Regions from separate parts of the Homo sapiens genome. Here region 2 is linked to region 1. The links are chromatin contacts, found by Hi-C or POLR2A ChIA-PET in ENCODE. All regions are on one chromosome and are shown on one strand. The core of a region is the stretch at or near the end of the contact, and the rest is flanking DNA. Distances in the headings are between cores, read along the strand shown. Region 1 has its middle 29 kb from the start of TSPAN5-DT. Region 2 overlaps LOC105377343 (a long non-coding RNA gene).

Region 1 (4,940 bases), core at 1,049-3,548:
GTTCACGGAGGAGGTGATGCTAGAAAGGTGAGGTGTGGTCATGAGGCAGGGAGGCAGAGAAGGGCATTTCATTGTAGGCCAACGGATCAGGGTGGGCAAAGGCCCAGAAATATGGTGCAGCTAGGCGCATTTGAGGAGGAGTGAGGAGTTTCGGGTGACTAGAGTGCATAGTTCCCAGCAGCGGCAAAGGGAGGTGTGGGAGAGATGTGGCTGGAGCGTGAGGGGGGCTTGGTCATCCTGGAGGGCCTTGGAAACCAAGCCAAAAGTTTAGATTTCATCCTGAAGAGCATTTAGAAATAGCTGTCTGGCAGCAGCATGGAGGGATGAATTGGAGGTGAGTGGGACAAGAAACTGAGAGGAATTAGGAGATAGCTGCCAAAGTCCAAGCAAGATAATAGGAGGGATCGAACCATGATTAGGACATGCAGAGCAAAGAAGAGGGAATGAAACCCAGAGGTATCTCCTATAGCACTGAGTAACTGGTGGATCAAGGGAGGTCCTGATGGGGTGACTGAATGAATAGTGGATTAATACACAGCATAGAGCAGGGTCTCAATGACCATGGGTGGGCTGGACAAGTGCAAGCAGAGAGAATGCATGCCTTCCAAAGGGCACAGCTGTGCTCAGCTCCACCTGATCACTAATGGTTACTGCAATGGTTATCTATTGCTGGGTAACAAATTACCCCAACACGTATTGACTTAAAACACAAACATATTTTCTCACAGTTTTTGTGGGCCAGGAATCCAGGCATGGTTTAACTGGGTCCTCTAATCCATGGTCTCTCACAAGACAATAATAAAGGTGTCAGCTGTGTCTGTGGTCTTGGCTTAAGGTTCAACTGAGGGAGGATCTACTTCTGAACTCATTCATGTGGTTGTTGGCAGGCCTCAGGTCCCTGGTGGCTGGTGGCTGATGGAATTGGTTCCTTTTCATATGGGTCTCTCCTTAAGGCAGCTCATAATAGGGCAGTCAGCGCCTCTCCAGAGCAAGCGAGGAAGAAAGATGGAAGGCAGTCTTTTTGTAACCCAATCTCAGAAGTGACATCCTATCATTGTTGCTGGATTCTGTTAATTAGAAGTGAGCCAAGTTCACCACACACTCAAGGGGAGGAGATTTGACAAAGGCATGCAAACCAGGAGGTAAGCATCATTGGAAACCACCTTAGTGACTACACTACAATATTCGTCTTTGAGAATACAACTCAGTGTTGGGACTGCCTGATTTTTCAAGAAAAATTGGAGATCTGATTTTTATGTGAAATCTTCCAATTTGAAAATACTGGCCCTTAATCCCAACAATTTTTTTTATATGCATTTGGTCAAATAAAACTCTCTCAAGCATGACCCATGGGAGACCATTATGAATCCTCTGGTACAGGGACCAGAGAAATAGGAGCAGAATTAGAGGAGAGGGAGCAGAGGTTAGGATGTTTGCCTCGTTCTTTACTTGAGGAAGTTGGGAGAGCCAAGTCATTGTTAAAATGATGGGAGCTTGAAAAAGATGAATGCCAATCATTCAATCCAGATAACTGTATTCGTATAAATTCTACAGTCATGTTGGTAAAGATGACTTGTTTTCATTAAAGAGAAGCCTTTGATCTCTGATCTGACAGCTGCACATCTATATAAAATGAGACACTTTGACATCTGCAGCTCTGATCTCAATTGGACAGGTGGTTTCCTGCACACTAATGGAACAGAAAGACAATTGAGCATTATTAGATAAGAGAGAATGTTCTCACACACAGGAAAACAGCTTTTTCCTTTGAAAAAAAACATGATAAAGAACAGAAAATGACTGACAGAATCAGAGCTTCCTAACTGTCAGAAGAGCTGTTTCAGCTACACTCTGGCCTCTGTTAGGGGAGATTAGGATCGTTTTCAGAAAAGTATTGAACATACCTTAGCATTAGCTGACTCAGGGAGGAATTTGCTGGTAAAATAAGCCTGTTCTCGGAGTGTGCCAAAGAGCTAAGATGCAGCTTGGGTTTTTCATAAACAAAGCAAACACTTTAGTGAAGCCTAATTTATACACATTCACTGAAAAGTTTAGTAAGCAGGAAAACTTCTTAGTGGAAAACCTTTTTTGCGTCTTCATTCAGCAAATACTTATGGAGTACACACATGGCTAGATGATGGAGATACTGTAGGAAAGACAGCCAAGGTCACTCTGCCCCAGTGCCTTACAGACTAGAGGACAAGGCGGATATGGAATAATGATAACAAAACAAAACTCTGAGTCACGTTTTGTCAGAGGAAGTAGAGGTGCCATGGGAGCTTCACCCCAAGGTGACCTATCTCAAGCCAGTGACTTGGGGAAGGCATCCAGAGAACTCAAAGATGAGTAAGAATTGCCCAGTTCAAAGTGGTGAGGTGGTGGGGTATTGGGAGAGGCTTTGGGCTATTTACTGCTTAAGTGGTAACACAGGAAATATTTTTTACGTATTTCACATTCAGCATTGGATTTTCTCTTCAACACTCAAATTATTATAGTACATCCTGAAAAAAAAGTCAGCTCACATTTGTACTAGAACTATAAAGTAGAAAATAAGCATTTCTTAGGATATTAATAACAGTGGGTTCTTTTGCCTAGAAAGCAAATCCTATATTTTTATCTCATTTCTCTTGTCACATAGAAGAAGCTATGTAAAGCCAGAAGATGAGCACACATGATAGATGAGGTTGTAGAGAAACCTTATGAGCTGCTGCTGGAATGTAAAATGGTGCAGGCACTTTGGAAAACAGCCTGGCAGTTTCTCAAACAGGCAGAGAGTTGCCACATGACCCAACAATTCCACTGTTAGGTACATACACAAGAGAAATGGAAACATATGTCTATACAAAAACCTCGACATGAATGTTTATTCAAAATATCCACAATAGTCCCAAAGTGAAAACAACCCAAATGTCCTTCAGCTGCTGAATGGATAAGCAAAATGTGGCATAGCCACACAATAGAATATTATTCAGCTATAAAAAGAAATGAAGTACCGATAGACACTGCAGCATGGATGGACCTTGAAAACACGATGCTAAGTGCAATAAGTCACAAAAGTCGCATTTTCATTTATAGAAAATGTCCAGAATAGGAAAATCTATAGATACAGAAAGTAGATTAGTGGTTGCATGGGCTGGGCGATGAACAGGAGAATGGATGAGAGTCAGAGCTCAAGGGTACAAGGTTGCTTTCTGAGCTGAAGGAAACGTTCTAAAATTGTGGTGATGATTGTACATATCTGGGAATATGCTAAAAACCACTAAATTGCATACTTTAAATGGGTGACTCTTCAGGCACGTGAACAGCTCAATGAAGCTGTTGAAGCAAGCACACAAGCACCCCGTCCTTCCTAGCTAGGTAGTAGAGCCCGCTAGCACAGGTGGGTGTGGGGTTTGGCTCCTGATGCCAAAGCACAGCCCTGCTCTTCCAGGGAAGGTTCTTTGGTCTTTGCCTTCTTTTCTTTCTATTCATTTTTTTCTTCATCCTCAATAAACATCAGGAATACTTAGGTGTTATATTTTTTCCTTCTTTTTAAATCTTTATTTACTAGCCTCTGGTAATGTATTAGAGGTGCAATATCTTTAATTTTGTTTGGAATTGTGATGCTTTACCCTCTATACCATACCTAAGACCTTCATTTTCAAATGTTTACCACTGTTTTTAACCATCCCCATGTATCATTTCAGCCTTTTCCCCAGGACTTTAAGCTTGCCAGTTCTGCATTAATCTATGAGACTCAGCTTCGTGGAGTAGCTGATAACTCATGAGCCAGCCTTGATCCCATTAACTCTTCTCTCCAGGGGCCCAGGAATGGGACTGAGGTTAGACATTACTGATATGATTATCTCAACTGAACCAGTGACAGCAAACATTTTAGATGCCAGAAGAGCTGTTGGGTGAAAATTAATATTGGTGTTTATACACAGACATGGTCTGAGAGTTGCAAATAAAAAGAAAAATTAAAATTTACAAAACCACACAATTATTTGGCCACACAATCCTGTTCCCCCTTTTAATACAATAAAATTAAAAATTTTCCAACTGGCTTATTCAGCAACTTGGCAAGTCATTGCAAGTTAGAGAATTTCAAATGTCATACACGTTAGGTTTTTTAAATGTATCTTATTTGTGGACGCAAATTTACCTTTCTACAAAAGTAACACATAGCTTAATATTAAATTGTTTGCATTATATAAACACACATGAGATTGGTGGTGGAAAGTCAGCCAAGAGTAAATGAGGAGTTCATGGGAAAATCTGCTTACTTCAAAAATGTGCTGGAGCTAATTTGCAAAGAGAAGAACCCACATGTGGATTATTGAGGGTTAGCTGTGTAATCCCCAAAGAGCAAAACACTGGTTACTGATTCCTATTGAGAGAGAGAGAGAGATTTACTGCCTGTTTCTGTGCTTGAGGCATTTTACATATATTATCCCAAATATTTACGATACACTTACAAGGTAGACATTATTAGCCTCATTTTCTAGATGAGGAAACTGAGGTCCAGAGAAGCTAAGTGGCCCAAAGCCATAGAGATATAATAGATGGAGCCAAGACTTGATAGACTTGGACTTATCCGCCACACAACATTGTACCTTTTGTTCATTCATTCATCTATTCATTCATTATTGTAGTATACAAACAACTGCCTTGATTGTGCAACAGCATCTGTGTATCATAATTAGCAAAACAAAGAAAGAACAGGATAGTGGTTAATGTCTTGATTGTAAATAGTTTTAATGGAAAAGCATAAAAAGGATAGGATTACTTAGCAGAGAGTAACATCTACATAAAAACATAATTTTAAAAATCAAACATCTCCAGTCAATAGCGGACAGTCTGCCAGAAGATCTGTTAGGTCTTGAAGTCAATTGCAGCAGTGGCATCTGTCTCTTTGTGCACGCTGAGCTGCTTTAGATGTTAGTCTAAGAAAGAGTGAT
Region 2 (4,719 bases), core at 952-3,451, 110 kb before region 1:
TGATGGACTAATATTTAAATTCTGGTTTGATCTTTTATAGGTTATGTAAATACTTTTTGAGCTTCAGTTTCCTCATCTCTAAACTTATGATAACAATCTCTTTTTCACACAGCTCTAGGGAAGATTAAAAGAGATAATTTACGTAACATACTTAGTACAATATCTAAACCCTTAGTGGGGGCTCCTTCCATAATCCACGGTTTTATAAAGATTGCAGCAAACGTTTTTCATACTTTTAAGGAGTCACATATAATTTCACAAAAAAAGAAGAAAAAAGATATGAAGAAGAAAGAATAGTGAGTGGAAAGAGAAGCCATGTTTTATCTTTAAAAGCTCATGGGTGTTAACTTTTATTATAAAATTTTTCACACTTAGGTATTTTCAATCCTTTTTAATCTGTTGCCCAGCATGCTTCTAAAGCCACTTCTTCCTCTGAAGGTGATTAGGGAATACAGGCTAATTTTAATATTAGCATAAGTAACACATAATTAGGGAAGTAAATCTTCTGTGCCCAGATGCCCATTATGCATTACAAAGTCAATATGTAATATGGCTTTAAAAAGTCATTTGCTGCTTGGCATTATTTGGGGGTTTATCAGGGCTTTGCATAGAGCCTTACAGTCAGCTCACAATAGTGTTTGCTAAACTGACTTGGTCCCTTGTTTCTTTTTGCTGGTAGGATAGCAAAAATGCCATCTTCTAGACTCTTCCTTGGGCAGGTGGGTGCCATTTCTCTTTGAATCACTAGTGCCTAGCTCAGTGTGAGGGACATAGTAAAGGCTGAATCAAACTGAATCCTGAGGTGAGACATGGGCTTTTCAAATTCCATATGAATCAAGGTTAAGCCCCCAAAGCATTCTGAGTGTCACCGACTTTCCAAAAGGACACTGATGTACTCACTCTTTTGCTCTATATGCATTTATTTTGCCAGAACTATCTATAGAGACAGGATTTTCAACTTCTTTTTAAGTTCACAACATACTATTTTTACTGTCTTTCAAATTTCCTCTTTCTGATTCATCAAATGTGATATGCTATATATTCATTTGAAATAAAATTAATTGTAAATCAGTTTTGTGAGTTCCTTAATATCTCATGAGATAAATGGAGAGACTGTAAAGTGTTATGAAACCAGGATGGAAAATTTAGTCTGCATATTCCAGGATGTGCTATTTCAATAGCTTCATAAATGAGGGAATGCTGAAGATAACTTTCTCATGTTTTTTCTCTTTCTAACCATTTAATAGTTGGTTGCTCTCTTCTCTATAGGCCTAGGATGCAGTTTACTGAGAGTAAACATGGCACATGCTTCAGCATAGAGTTTCCAAGCAAAGGATGACAGATTCTCACAAGCCTCACTTTTACTTGACGAAATGGAAGGGTAGGATCTCTGTATTTCATTTCTGAGAAAGCACACAGATTACTGCAACTGTCTACCTTTTGGCTTCCGGCAATTTGTCTCCTTTGCCTATGAAGAACCACCTACTCTCTTTGTGTGCTTAAAAAGTCACTTGAAGATCCCTATCCTTTTGCTCATCACCAGTGCCCCCATGCCAACTCTGCGTGGGGATTGCAGAGTCTCCACTTAGTGACAGTCATATTCATCTTTCCAAAGTCTGGGAAGACTGCAGAAAGGGACACACCAATATATTCCTATGTTTCAATGCACTTTAGCCTTAGGGATTTTTGTCAAACATGGCAGGAAGGCCAAATGTGTATAAAACATCACTGCAAGGGCTCTGAGCCTGGAGATATACCCTAAAAGTGCCTGGTGAGATTACTGACAGTCCCTGTGGGTCCAAAGAATTGCTGTTCACTTGTCGGACCCTACTGTCTTCTTATTCCCTCCTCCAGGTTATCCCTTTCCATTGTCATTGATATCTTTGTCAGGGAATGTGCGATAGAGCAAGCAAAGGCAACACATCCTGATTAGCTCTATCACTTGCTAATAGATGTGGTAGAGCAGGTAAATTTCATAGGCAGAATCTAGTTTGTGGTTCAGCAACAAGATCCACCTGTTCCTGAGACCTGTAACCATAAGTAGTTGAGAGTTAACAACATGCAAATTTTTGCTTCAAGAAGAAACTAGTTAGGCTTCAGGGCTTGAACATACCCTTAGGGATAGGAACTGGATAACTTAGCAGAAACTCACACAAGTAAGAGCCTGCTAAGAGTGGGAGGGTGACTCAGCAGTGGCCCAGGAAGCTAAACAGCAAAGACTTGCTGATTAGTCTCAGAGAAGCTGATCTGAAAGAATATGAGAAGCTACAGGGACTGAGGTTAGGAATGAGGTGGTTCAGGTTGACACGCTGCTTTAATCACCAGATGCTCCATTATTTCCATCCTGCTAATTGTAGTTTCAAAATTAGCAACAACTCCCCCACAATAATTAGGGTTTATAAGTGCATGTGCCCACATTTCAGGATTACGCATGTAGTGTTCAAGTGTTATACAGCTAAAATTATTGTGTGTATTTGTGTAACTTGTTCGCTGAATAAGTGAATTAAGTAGGATACAATCAAGAAACAGCTCTGTTTCTCCTACCACTGCCTATAAACACACTTGGTCGGACCTCTATTCAAAGCCCCTTGAATGCATCTAGGGTAGAAACATAGTTCTTTGGTCTTTTATCACCTTACTAAATTCTTTCATTATTTATAATAGTTTTTCAATAGTGTCTCATATTTTCCATGTATTCGTCAGATCAAATGAAAATAGTTTGCAAAAGTTTTCTCCCATCTGTAGGCTGTCTGTGCACTCTGTCCCTAGTTTCATCTGGTGCAATGTACTTTATTCTTTTACTTCTCAAACTGTTTTCTTTTCTCTGTTGTAAAGCCACCCCACATTTTAGGGTTTTGTTATGGTAGCACCCCACTTTTGGTGCCAAAATAATTATTAGTTGTCCATATACAACAAGTTATCCTAAAATTTAAATGTTTAAAACAATCAATATTTACGAATGCACTCAATTTCTATGAGTCGGGAACCCAGGAGCAGATCACTTTGGAGGTTCTGTCTCCATGTCTGTATGAGGTTACAGTCAAGGTGTTGGTCAGGGTTGCAGTCATGTGTAAACTTGTCTGAGGTGGGAGGATCCTCTTACATGATGAAAAACTCAAGTACTTGGCAAATTCGTGCTGGTTCTTGGCAGGAGGCCTCAACTCCTCATTATGTGGACCTCTCTATAGGGATGTGATCATGAACATGGCAGCTGGCTTTTCCCATAGAGAATAGTCCAAAAAAGAGCAAGGTGGAAGCTGTAGTGTCTTTCATGCTACCATTTCTTGCATCTTATTGGTTACTTAGGTTAGCTGTATTCATTGTAAGAGGCTATAGCACAAGGTCATGATTACCAGGAGGCAATAATCATTGGAGGCCATACTAGAGATACATAATTATGGCAGATACCTAAAATAATGTGTTTGAAAGATCTTTAATGATTGGTTAAATGAAAGAAAAGATTCAAAACTGTTAAAGCAGTATAATCTAAAAGTTATTAAAAATAACGTTTTAATGTTGTCTGAAAGTATGTGTGCATGCAGAAAAGATAGACCAAAAGGGAAACAAAAATGTTAGCATGACTTTTTTCTGAGAGGATGATGAAAGTTTAGGTTTTCCCATTTTTCTCAATGTGTGTGTGTGTGTGTGTGTGTGTGTGTCTATTTTCAAAGTTTTCTAGAGTATAAATGAATAGCTTTATAATTAATAAACATGAATTTTGAGGGCACAATTAGAAAAATTATTTTAAAATTTTGCTTATTTTCTTGAAGACACAATTTATATTATTTCCCTTTAGTTTGAAAGTTAAAGTAAACTTTCGATACCCAGTAAAAATCTAATCACAATTTTAAATGCTAGGAGCTGTTAACTCTTAATTTGGCAGTTGATGACTTATTTCATCTTTTAAGATAATCATCTGCCAAGTTTTAAATTAATATTTGTAGTAGCACAGATGGAATATGTGTGCATGCATAAATGAGTGTGTTCAATGAGAGAGGGAGAAAAGGACTCCTTTAAATATTCTTCCAGAGAATTATTGCTTAGTAATAGCCTTTGGGCTATTTAATATTCAATACTAACTAAGAATCGCAAACTTTCAAATTTCCTCCTTTACTCAAACCCTTGCCTTCATAATTTTTCCAAAAAGATGAAATTTAAAGAAGAAATATAAAACATTCCCATGAGATTGTTTGAAACAGAAAGACAAAGCAAAGTTTAGTTGAGCTGGATCTGAAACTTCCAAAAATGTACCAAGGTTGAGATTCTTTGAAGCTCTTTCTGAAAATTAATGCAGAAGTTATTCTTTCCTTTGGATGTGAAAACCGTCTATGTTTATGAAGTTATTTAATGCACAACTCAGGATCCTAGAAATCTTTCCAATTACATCTCCATCCACTCAGATCAGAGCCACTGTGTTTCACTGCTCATAGGAGCCCAACTGAGTGTTACTGGGGCTGAAGTCCAGTTTTACATACTTTTCCAGACATTAACTATGAGAGGAAATCTGTTTTTTCCCCCTCCTAATTCATAAATTGTCTTCAGATGGACTAGGAGTGAATTTTATCACTCCTTTGCATTTTGAACCCTAGGAAATCCTAGCCATTTTGTCTGCTGTTTTGATTTTCCACTCATTATCTTTCAATTATTGCTGGGGTATTTCTGTGTTTTATACATTGCTTTCTCAGCTCCTTGTAAGTTCCTCAAGGTCAAGGACCATGC

The links. Hi-C counts contacts between places; a loop is a spot of excess contacts on that map. ChIA-PET counts read pairs that join two places held with the same protein, here RNA polymerase II (POLR2A). Pooled maps may share reads with other maps.
Region 2: a loop to region 1 is called in a pooled map, with 3 times the contacts of the local background. The contact joins two enhancer-like sites. A Hi-C loop is called at or near these places in 1 of 168 maps with a recorded cell type or tissue (Caco-2) and 3 of 50 pooled maps. POLR2A ChIA-PET finds 5 or more read pairs at or near these places in 2 of 52 experiments (OCI-LY7 and WTC11).

The regions. Positions count from the first base shown.
Region 1 is chr4:98,685,894-98,690,833 of GRCh38, reverse strand. No RefSeq gene overlaps it. Among named protein-coding and RNA genes, the nearest start is that of TSPAN5-DT, 29 kb to the right of the region's middle. RefSeq lists a cis regulatory region at 3,562-3,988. Within about 2 kb of position 2,298, at least 5 of the 41 ENCODE cell types and tissues checked have a DNase peak (open chromatin) inside an H3K27ac peak, as active enhancers do.
Region 2 is chr4:98,792,238-98,796,956 of GRCh38, reverse strand. All of the region lies in intron 2 of LOC105377343 (a long non-coding RNA gene), which reads left to right. Among named protein-coding and RNA genes, the nearest start is that of EIF4E, 130 kb to the left of the region's middle. Within about 2 kb of position 2,201, at least 3 of the 41 ENCODE cell types and tissues checked have a DNase peak (open chromatin) inside an H3K27ac peak, as active enhancers do.